Linked DNA regions of Homo sapiens: region 1 is linked to region 2. A link is an interaction called in ENCODE POLR2A ChIA-PET data of the cell type or tissue named here. Cell type or tissue: Panc1. All regions are shown on one strand.

The links. ChIA-PET counts read pairs that join two places held together with the same protein. Peaks named below come from ENCODE experiments on the same cell type or tissue, not always from the same donor. Only the 100,000 strongest peaks of a DNase experiment are listed, where the experiment ranks them.
Region 1: POLR2A ChIA-PET joins it to region 2 with 6 read pairs; 3 of 35 experiments call an interaction of 5 or more read pairs at or near these places.

The regions. Positions count from the first base shown.
Region 1 is chr18:23,098,131-23,102,130 of GRCh38, reverse strand. No RefSeq gene overlaps it. Among named protein-coding and RNA genes, the nearest start is that of CABLES1, 35 kb to the left of the region's middle. RefSeq lists an enhancer at 2,172-2,466. In Panc1, no CTCF peak of the experiment used is centred here; a DNase peak (open chromatin) is centred at 2,290; H3K4me3 peaks cover 157 bases; H3K27ac peaks cover 3,135 bases.
Region 2 is chr18:22,801,255-22,805,254 of GRCh38, reverse strand. All of the region lies in intron 2 of RBBP8-AS1 (RBBP8 antisense RNA 1), which reads left to right. The region is part of intron 1 of LOC124904263 (a long non-coding RNA gene); the gene reads right to left. Among named protein-coding and RNA genes, the nearest start is that of RBBP8, 130 kb to the left of the region's middle. In Panc1, no CTCF peak of the experiment used is centred here; no DNase peak of the experiment used is centred here.

The DNA.
Region 1 (4,000 bases), 300 kb before region 2:
TTTCCAGAGGAAAGCACGCTGTTGTTAGGAAGTGTCTGTATGTTGTGAGGTTCTTACAGCTTATCAAAAGCTCTTCATTAAGAGAAATGCGTGCCAGCAGGCATAGCAATAAAAAGCCTCAGATAGACAGACACACACCCTTCAGAAATTCAAACATTCATGCCTGTGTCAACAAGATTTCAGATAAGGACAAACCTAAGAATCCAAACATCATATTCTACTCGCCCTCACCTCACCTGCCTCTGCCTGCACTGTATTTTCATGCATTTTAATTTTCTTTTTTTTTTTTTTGAGACGGAGTCTCGCTCTGTCACCCAGGCTGGAGTGCAGAGGCGCGATCTCGGCTCACTGCAAGCTCCGCCTCCCGGGTTCATGCCATTCTCCTGCCTCAGCCTCCCGAGTAGCTGGGATTGCAGGCGCCCACCACCACGCCTGGTTAATTTTTTGTATTTTTAGTAGAGATGGGGTTTCACCATGTTAGCCAGGATGGTCTTGATCTCCTGACCTCGTGATCCACCCGCCTCGGCCTCTCAAAGTGCTGGGATTACAGGCATGAGCCACTGCACCATGGCTGCATTTTAATTATTATTATTATTATTATATTGAGACAGAGTTTCACTCTCGTTGCCCAGGCTGGATTGCAATGGCACAATCTCGGCTCTCTGCAACCTTCACCTCCTGTGTTCAAGCGATTCTTTTGTCTCAGACTTCTGAGTCTCTGGGATCACAGGCATGTACCATTGTGCCTGGCTAATTTTGTATTTTTAGTAGAGACGGCGTTTCTCCATGTTGGTCAGGCTGGTCTCGAACTCCTTACCTCAGGTGATCCTCTTGCCTTGGCCTCCCAAAGTGCTGGGGTTATAGGTATGAGCCACCGCGCCTGGCCTTCATGCATTTTTATTAGGTAGCCAATCATCATCCCGATTTGTATCTACTTTGGCATTGCCCTAGGAAATACAGTTTCTAATTTGTAGAATAAAAACATTTTTCGTGTATTACTGGACTGTGAATTGCAATAACTTAATTAAGGTATAAAAGATCTATGATAGCCGGGCACAGTGGCTCACACCTATAATCCCAGCACTTTGGGAGGCCAAGGTGGGCAGATCACTTGAGGTCAGGAGTTCAAGACCAGCCTGGCCAACATGGTGAAACCCCGTCTCTACTAAAAATACAAAAATTAGCTGGGTGTGGTGGCATGTGCCTGTAATCCCAGCTATTTGGGAGGCTGAGGCAGGAGAATTGGGAGGCTGAGGCAGGAGAATTGCTTGAACCTGGGAGGTGGAGGTTGCAGTGAGCCAACCAAGATCTCACCACTGCACTCCGGTATGGGCAACAGAGCAAGACTGTCTCCAAAAAAAAAAAAAAAAAAAAAAAAGGCTGGGCACGGTGGCTCACGCCTGTAATCCCAGCACTTTGGGAGGCTGAGGTGGGCAGATCACGAGGTCAGGAAATCAAGACCACAGTGAAACCCCGTCTCTACTAAAATACAAAAAATTAGCCAGGCGTGGTGGCGGGCGCCTGTAGTCCCAGCTACTCGGGAGGCTGAGGCAGGAGAATGGTGTGAACCCGGGATGGGGAGCTTGCAGTGAGCCGAGATTGCACTACTGCACTCCAGCCTGGGTGACAGAGGGAGACTCCGTCTCAAAAAAAAAATAATAAAAATAAAAAAATAAAAAGAGAAAAATATCTATCATATGTAGTTTTTAAAAATCACATTTGGAATGAACATACTGATTTACTTTAGGCGCCATGAATATTTTGACCCCAATGTTTACATGAATTACACGGCAGGTTTATCTTGATCATGGGTCTTATCATGACTCCTGCAGATTTATTGACTCTTGGCGGAGCTGATGGATCAATTCTTTTAAAGTTGACTTCAGAGACCACACTACTACTGATTCACTTCTAATGTTTTGGTGAATATGATTCAAAAATATTCCAGTCTATCATTCATGATGTATTTAAGTGAATCTCTATTATGTTTGGTAACAATTTTTAGAAAAGAAAAAAATGAATAAATAAAAAGGAATTTATCAAAGTACAGGGAGAAAAAGAGAAAATTTTAGACAAACTTTTCCCTTGGATTTGGTTACTTGAAAGCACCCAAGCCTATGAATTTGGTTCCTTCTCCACATAAAATAGCCGCTCTCATTCCCCTTCTTAGGAACAAGTCTGGGTTGTTTGCCCAAGGGTGGCTGGTGACCGTTCCTTGTATTAGGCCAAGACATTGGTAGCCTTTGGTCAAAAGAGCTGGGCGGGGAACTGAGGCCAGAGTACACGGAAACCCAGTGCTTGAACAGCAGTGAGTCAGAAGTGGGTAAACTACAGAAGTTGAGGGCCCAGAAATACCAGAGTGCTAAGCAAAGACAGGAAGGCAGAGTCCAGGCACCTGTCAGCTAAGGCACTTGGTTAGAGTTGAAGCACTAAATCAAGACACGGTCAAACAGCCAGGCATGGTGGCTCATGCCTGTAATCCCAGCACTTTGAGAGGCCAAGGCAAGAGGATGGCAATTTGGGAAGCTGAGGCAGGAGGATCTCTTAAGCCGGGGGCAATATAGGAAGATCCTTTCTCTACAAAAAATAAATTTAAAAAATTATTAATAGCTGGGTAGGGTGGCACGTGCCTGTAGTCCTAGCTACCCAGGATGCTAAGGTGGGAGGATTGCTTAAGTCCAGAAGGTTGAGATTGTAGTGAGCCATGTTCACACCATTGCACTCCAGCCTAGGCAACAGAGTGAGACCCTGTTTCAAAAACAAACAAACAAACAAACAAAAACGGCTGGGCATGGTGGCTCATGCCTGTAATCTCAGTACTTTGGGAGGCCAAGGCAGGTGGATCATGAGGTTAGGAGTTCAAGACCAGCCTGGCCAAGATGGTGAAACCTGGTCTCAAAATACAAAAATTAGCCGGGCGTGGTGGCAAGCGCCTGTAATCCCAGCTACTCAGAAGGCTGAGGCAGAGAATTGGTTGAACCAGGAGGCGGAGGCTGCAGTGAGCCGAGATCGTGCCATTGCACTCCAGCCTGGGTGACAGTGCGAGGCTCCATCTCAAAAAAAAAAAAAAAAAGAATGTGGCCTTTGCTCATTTGACTTCCCTCAGTTCTGCACCTTCCACTAATGCACATTCTCTTTTTTCCATGCTTATTCAAGACCTGCTGCTGTTATAAAGTGATGGCCACACTCTGTGTTTCACAAAACTGACCCTCGGCCACAACTGTTCTCCCTTTTTTTTTTTATTTACACTATGTATCATCTGTAAAACTCATTTAGGACTTAACCTCATGATACCTTTTTACGTTGTTGGAACTGCTGTTCCATGTGTCTTGCTTCTCCAAGCCAGACTATAAGCTCCTTGAGGGTAGAGCCTGACCAACAGGAAGAGAGGCCACATTTCCAGGGGTCAGGCTTGCTCACCCAGGATGGACCCTCTGGCCTGCGGTTTGTTACGTTTTCCTGAATAGAGACAGGATTGTTCCCAGAGTCTGAGGTGGGGGTTGAATCTTCAGGGTTAAGTGGTCCCAGTATAGCCTAGTTGGGGAGTATGGGCATAAGTTCCCGGTGGTGCTTTCTGACTATATACCCTCTTACCATTTTGTTCTCCAATTCTCTTTTAATTTTTATTTATTTACTTTTTTTTGAGACGGAGTCTTGCTCTGTCACCCAGGCTGGAGTGCAATGGTACGACGTCAGCTCACTGCAACCTCCACCTCCCAGGTTCAAGCGATTCTCCCACCTCAGACTCCCGAGTAGCTGAGATTACAGGCACCCGTCATCATGCCCAGCTAATTTTTGTATTTTTGAGGAGATGGGGTTCCACCATGTTGGCCAGGCTGGTATTGAACTCCTGAACTCAGGTGATCCACCTGCCTCGGCCTCCCAAATTGCCGGGATTACAGGTGTGAGCCACTGTGACTGGCCTCCAATTCTCTCTATTTTTTTTTTGTTTGTTTGTTTGAGACGGAGTTTTGCTCTTGTTGCCCAGGCTGGAGTACAG
Region 2 (4,000 bases):
TTTCAGCCTTCATAATTGCATGAACCAATTCCCAAAATAAATCTCCTCTTATATATGTCTATATATCCTATAGGTTCTGTTTCTCTGGAAAACTCTAATATAGTTAAGATATTTCACCAGCATCTTAAATTCAAAGGACAAAAATCAAACCATTGTCTTCTTCCTTACACATGCTCCTTCTCCTTCTTATCTCAGTTAATGGCACCTCCTTTACCTGGCCGCCCAAACCAAAAACATGGCAGTCACTTTCACCTTCTCCCTCCCCATTCTCAGCTCAGTCTCTTCAGATAGTTACTAGAGCCATTGATTCTACCTTTGCTGTCTTTTGGACATTTCTAATTCCCTCTTTTCCTACTGTCACCACCTTTGTTCTGGCCTTTTTCTCTCCTAGATTACTGCTGCAATTCTGCACTGCTATTAGAGGAATTTTCCTACAGTGCAAATTTTTTTCCTAATTAAAACTGTTCAGTGACTTCCTTCTTTCCATCTATCAATGCAAAGAAAGAAACTGAGGAACAATTCATATAGAGAGTTTGTTTGGGCCAAGGTTGAAGACAGCTGCCTGTGAGGCTAAGATTGAGGACAGCTGCCTGTGACACACTTCCAAGTTGCCTTGGGGAGTGCTCCACTTGGTCTTTGTTACAAGCAGGTTTTTTAGGCAAAAAGAGACAAGGAGTGGGCTGATACAAAGTTGTTCGGCAGGAATTCTCATTGGTTTACAGAAATAACATTGGTTAGTGATTGGCTATACATTGTTGAACTATAGGGTGTGAGTTATGGTGTCCAGGTATGGCATTTTATGGTGACTTAGTGTCAGTGTCTAGAACCCACATAGCAAGGGGCTTTAAGAGGCAATTATTTAGCTCAAGTGGGGAGTGGGTGACTGTTTCACATGCTGCCACATTTCAATGCCTCTAGGCCTGATAATTAGAGGGGGTTCACATTCCTCAGATAAAAAGTTTATTTTTCTCCTTCCCTCTCTCCTTTCCTTTCTTTATTTATAAAACATAAATGTCAAAAATCCTTCGTGTGACACTAGGTCTTCTTGATTTTTTGCCTTCTTGGCTTTACCTCTTGAGCCTTATCTTTTTCCACTCTTCTCTGGAACTCTATGTTCTGATTGTATTGAATAATAAAGTTAGAATTCCCCCCAAATAGCATACTCTCTCTTATCTCTAGACTTTAAAATGTGCCTAGCAGGTAGTAGGTTACCCTTGAATATATGTTAAATTAATTAACAAATTAATTAATAATATTGTGGTAGCTCACGCCTGTAATCCTAGCACTTTGGGAGGCCAAGGTGAGCAGATCACCTGAGGTCACGAGTTTGAGACCAGCCTGACCAACATGGTGAAACCCTGTCTCTACTAAAATACAAAAATTAGCCAGGTGTGGTGGTGTGCCCCTGTAATCCCAGCTACTTGGGAGGCTGAGGCAGGAGAATCACTTGAACCCCAGAGGAGGCAGAGGTTGCAGTGAGCGGAGATGGTGCCACTGCACTCCAGCCTAGGTGACAGAGCGAGACTCTGTTTCAAAATAAATAAATAAATAAAAATAAATAGTGTCTCCAGTGTCTGGCCTGTGGCAGGTGTTCTCTATAAACAAGTTATTATTACTTCCCATTTTGTTTGTAAGCTGCTAAGCCTGTTGTTGCATTGATCTTGTTCCAATCAAAGGCCAGAATCTTCTTGTGCTAAAATACTTATTCTCAAAGATAGAGGTCATTCTGGGTAGGCAGTGGGTTGTTGAGATTGATGTGATTATTCCTGGAAAAAAGACATCTGAGTTGTACCCCATGGAGGCCCTTTAAGTCTATGCTCAGGGCCAGTATGACCACTAACCATAGGTAACTAAAACTGACCGTCACACTAATTCCAACAGGCAATTGGATATAGAGATCTGGAACTTCAGTAAGGTATCAAGACTGAAGACAGAGATCTGGTAGTTTTCAATGTATCAATAATCTGATAAAGGGCCTCCATGGGGTACTTCAATGCTGGTCTGAAGAGCGCTACTGTTGTAATATCTTTTCTTCCTCCAGAAGCCATGCATATGTCACCTAGGAGGGGAAAGAGCTTCTCTAGCCCTCTTTCCTTAGTGTGGGGACCAGGGGTGTCTAATCTTTTGGCTTCCCTGGTCCACATGGGAAGAAGAAGAATTGTCTTGGGCCACACATAAAATACACTAATGATAGTGATAGCTAAAAAAAAAAAAAAAAAAAAAAAATTGCAAAAAAACTCTTAGTGTGTTGAGAAAGTTCACAAATTTGTGTTGGGCCACATTCAAAGCCATCCTGGGCCTCATGTGGTTCACTGGCCATGGGTTGGACAAGCGTGGCATAGACAGATGAATTTATTAGGCAAGATAACTGTAACCTTGGTAGGCAGAGAATATCTAGTTCTACGGTTAAGGGAAGGGGATGTAGATTTTTGATGGAGAAAACAAGTCAGATATATGTTAGCGTGGCCTTATTAGCAGAGGGCAAGGAAGAATGATCAAGGAAGGATGGGCTAAGGGAGGCCAGGTGGGATGTGAGGGGTTATGTCAGAGAACCCAGACTAGGGAGGTCCAGAGGCTCAACACTTAGAGGAGGGCTTCAGGAACATGGTGAGATGGCAAGAGCTAATCTAGCAGAGAGTAGGAACATCATGATGGCCAAAAAAGAGCACTGGATTAGGACACTTGCATTCTGGGCTGGGATCTACCACATACCTACCTTTGGCTAAGCCACATGTTTCTCTGAGCTTTGTCTGGGGGCACACTGAGGAAATTACTTTATTAGATTAGTTTTACTAGAGTGTAACATGATTTGTAAAGCTATAATATACAAGTGTGTAGTTTACATAAATTATAATTATAGAGCCGTTCTAGAATTCATTCCTGTGGGACTTTATCTTACAACTTTTCCATTAGGAAACACAAATATATTAAGCTATAAGATAAATATATTTTGTCACTTATTTTATTTTAATTTTTTTTGATACAAGGTCTCGTTCTGTCACCCAGGCTGGAGTGCAAGATCATGACTCACTGTAGCCTTGACCTCCTGGGCTCAAGTGATCCTCCCACCTCAGCCTCCCAAGTAGCTGGGACTACAGGCATGCACCACCAAACCTGGCTAATTTCTGTATTTTTTGTAGAGATGGGGTCTTCCTCTGTTGCCCAGGCTGCTCTCAAACTCCTATCCTCAAGCAATTCTCCTGCCTCAGCTTCCCAAAGTGTTGGGATTAAGGCATGAGCCGTTGCACCCAGCCTATTTTGTCATTTAAGAAGTCATTCAAAAGTTGATTGTGAAGAAATTCGATTTTTTTTTTTTAAGAGATAGGGCCATACTGTTGCCCAGGCATGAGTGCAGTGGCACTATCATAGCTCACTGTAACCTTGAACTCCTAGGCTCAAGCAGTCCTCCTGCCTCAGCCTCCTGAGTAGCTGGGATTACAGGCATGCACCAGCATGCCAGGCTAATTTTTAAATATTTTGTAGAGACAGGGTCTTGCTGTGTTGCCCAGGCTGTCTTGAACTCCTGGGCTCAAGTGATCCTCCCACATTAGCCTCCCAAAGCACTGGGATTACAGGCAAACACCATTGTGCCTGGCCAAAATTAGATTATTTTATCATGTTTAATTTCCATTCTTCATAAAGAAATGGAGAGTAAGGTTTACATGGTTATTATGTTTTAAAAGATTTTCTAAAAGAATTTTGCATATTAGAAATTCTGTTTTTATGACCTAAGTATAATTATTTTTGGGCCTAAGCCTGAACTACTTTCAAAAGGCAATTTTAAGAAACTCTTAAAAAGATAATACTAAAATTTAAGGCTCATTGCTTGTTATTTCCTACCAGATCAGATTTCTTTAAACAGGAGAGGAGGGTGAGAATAATGAAATGAGCTCATTTTTTTTCTTAGAAAGAAAAAGTCACAAGGACCTATTCCTGTAAGATGGAGAACTCCATTTTTACATCTAAATCTATTTTGTGTTTCTGATTGGCAAAGGACTAC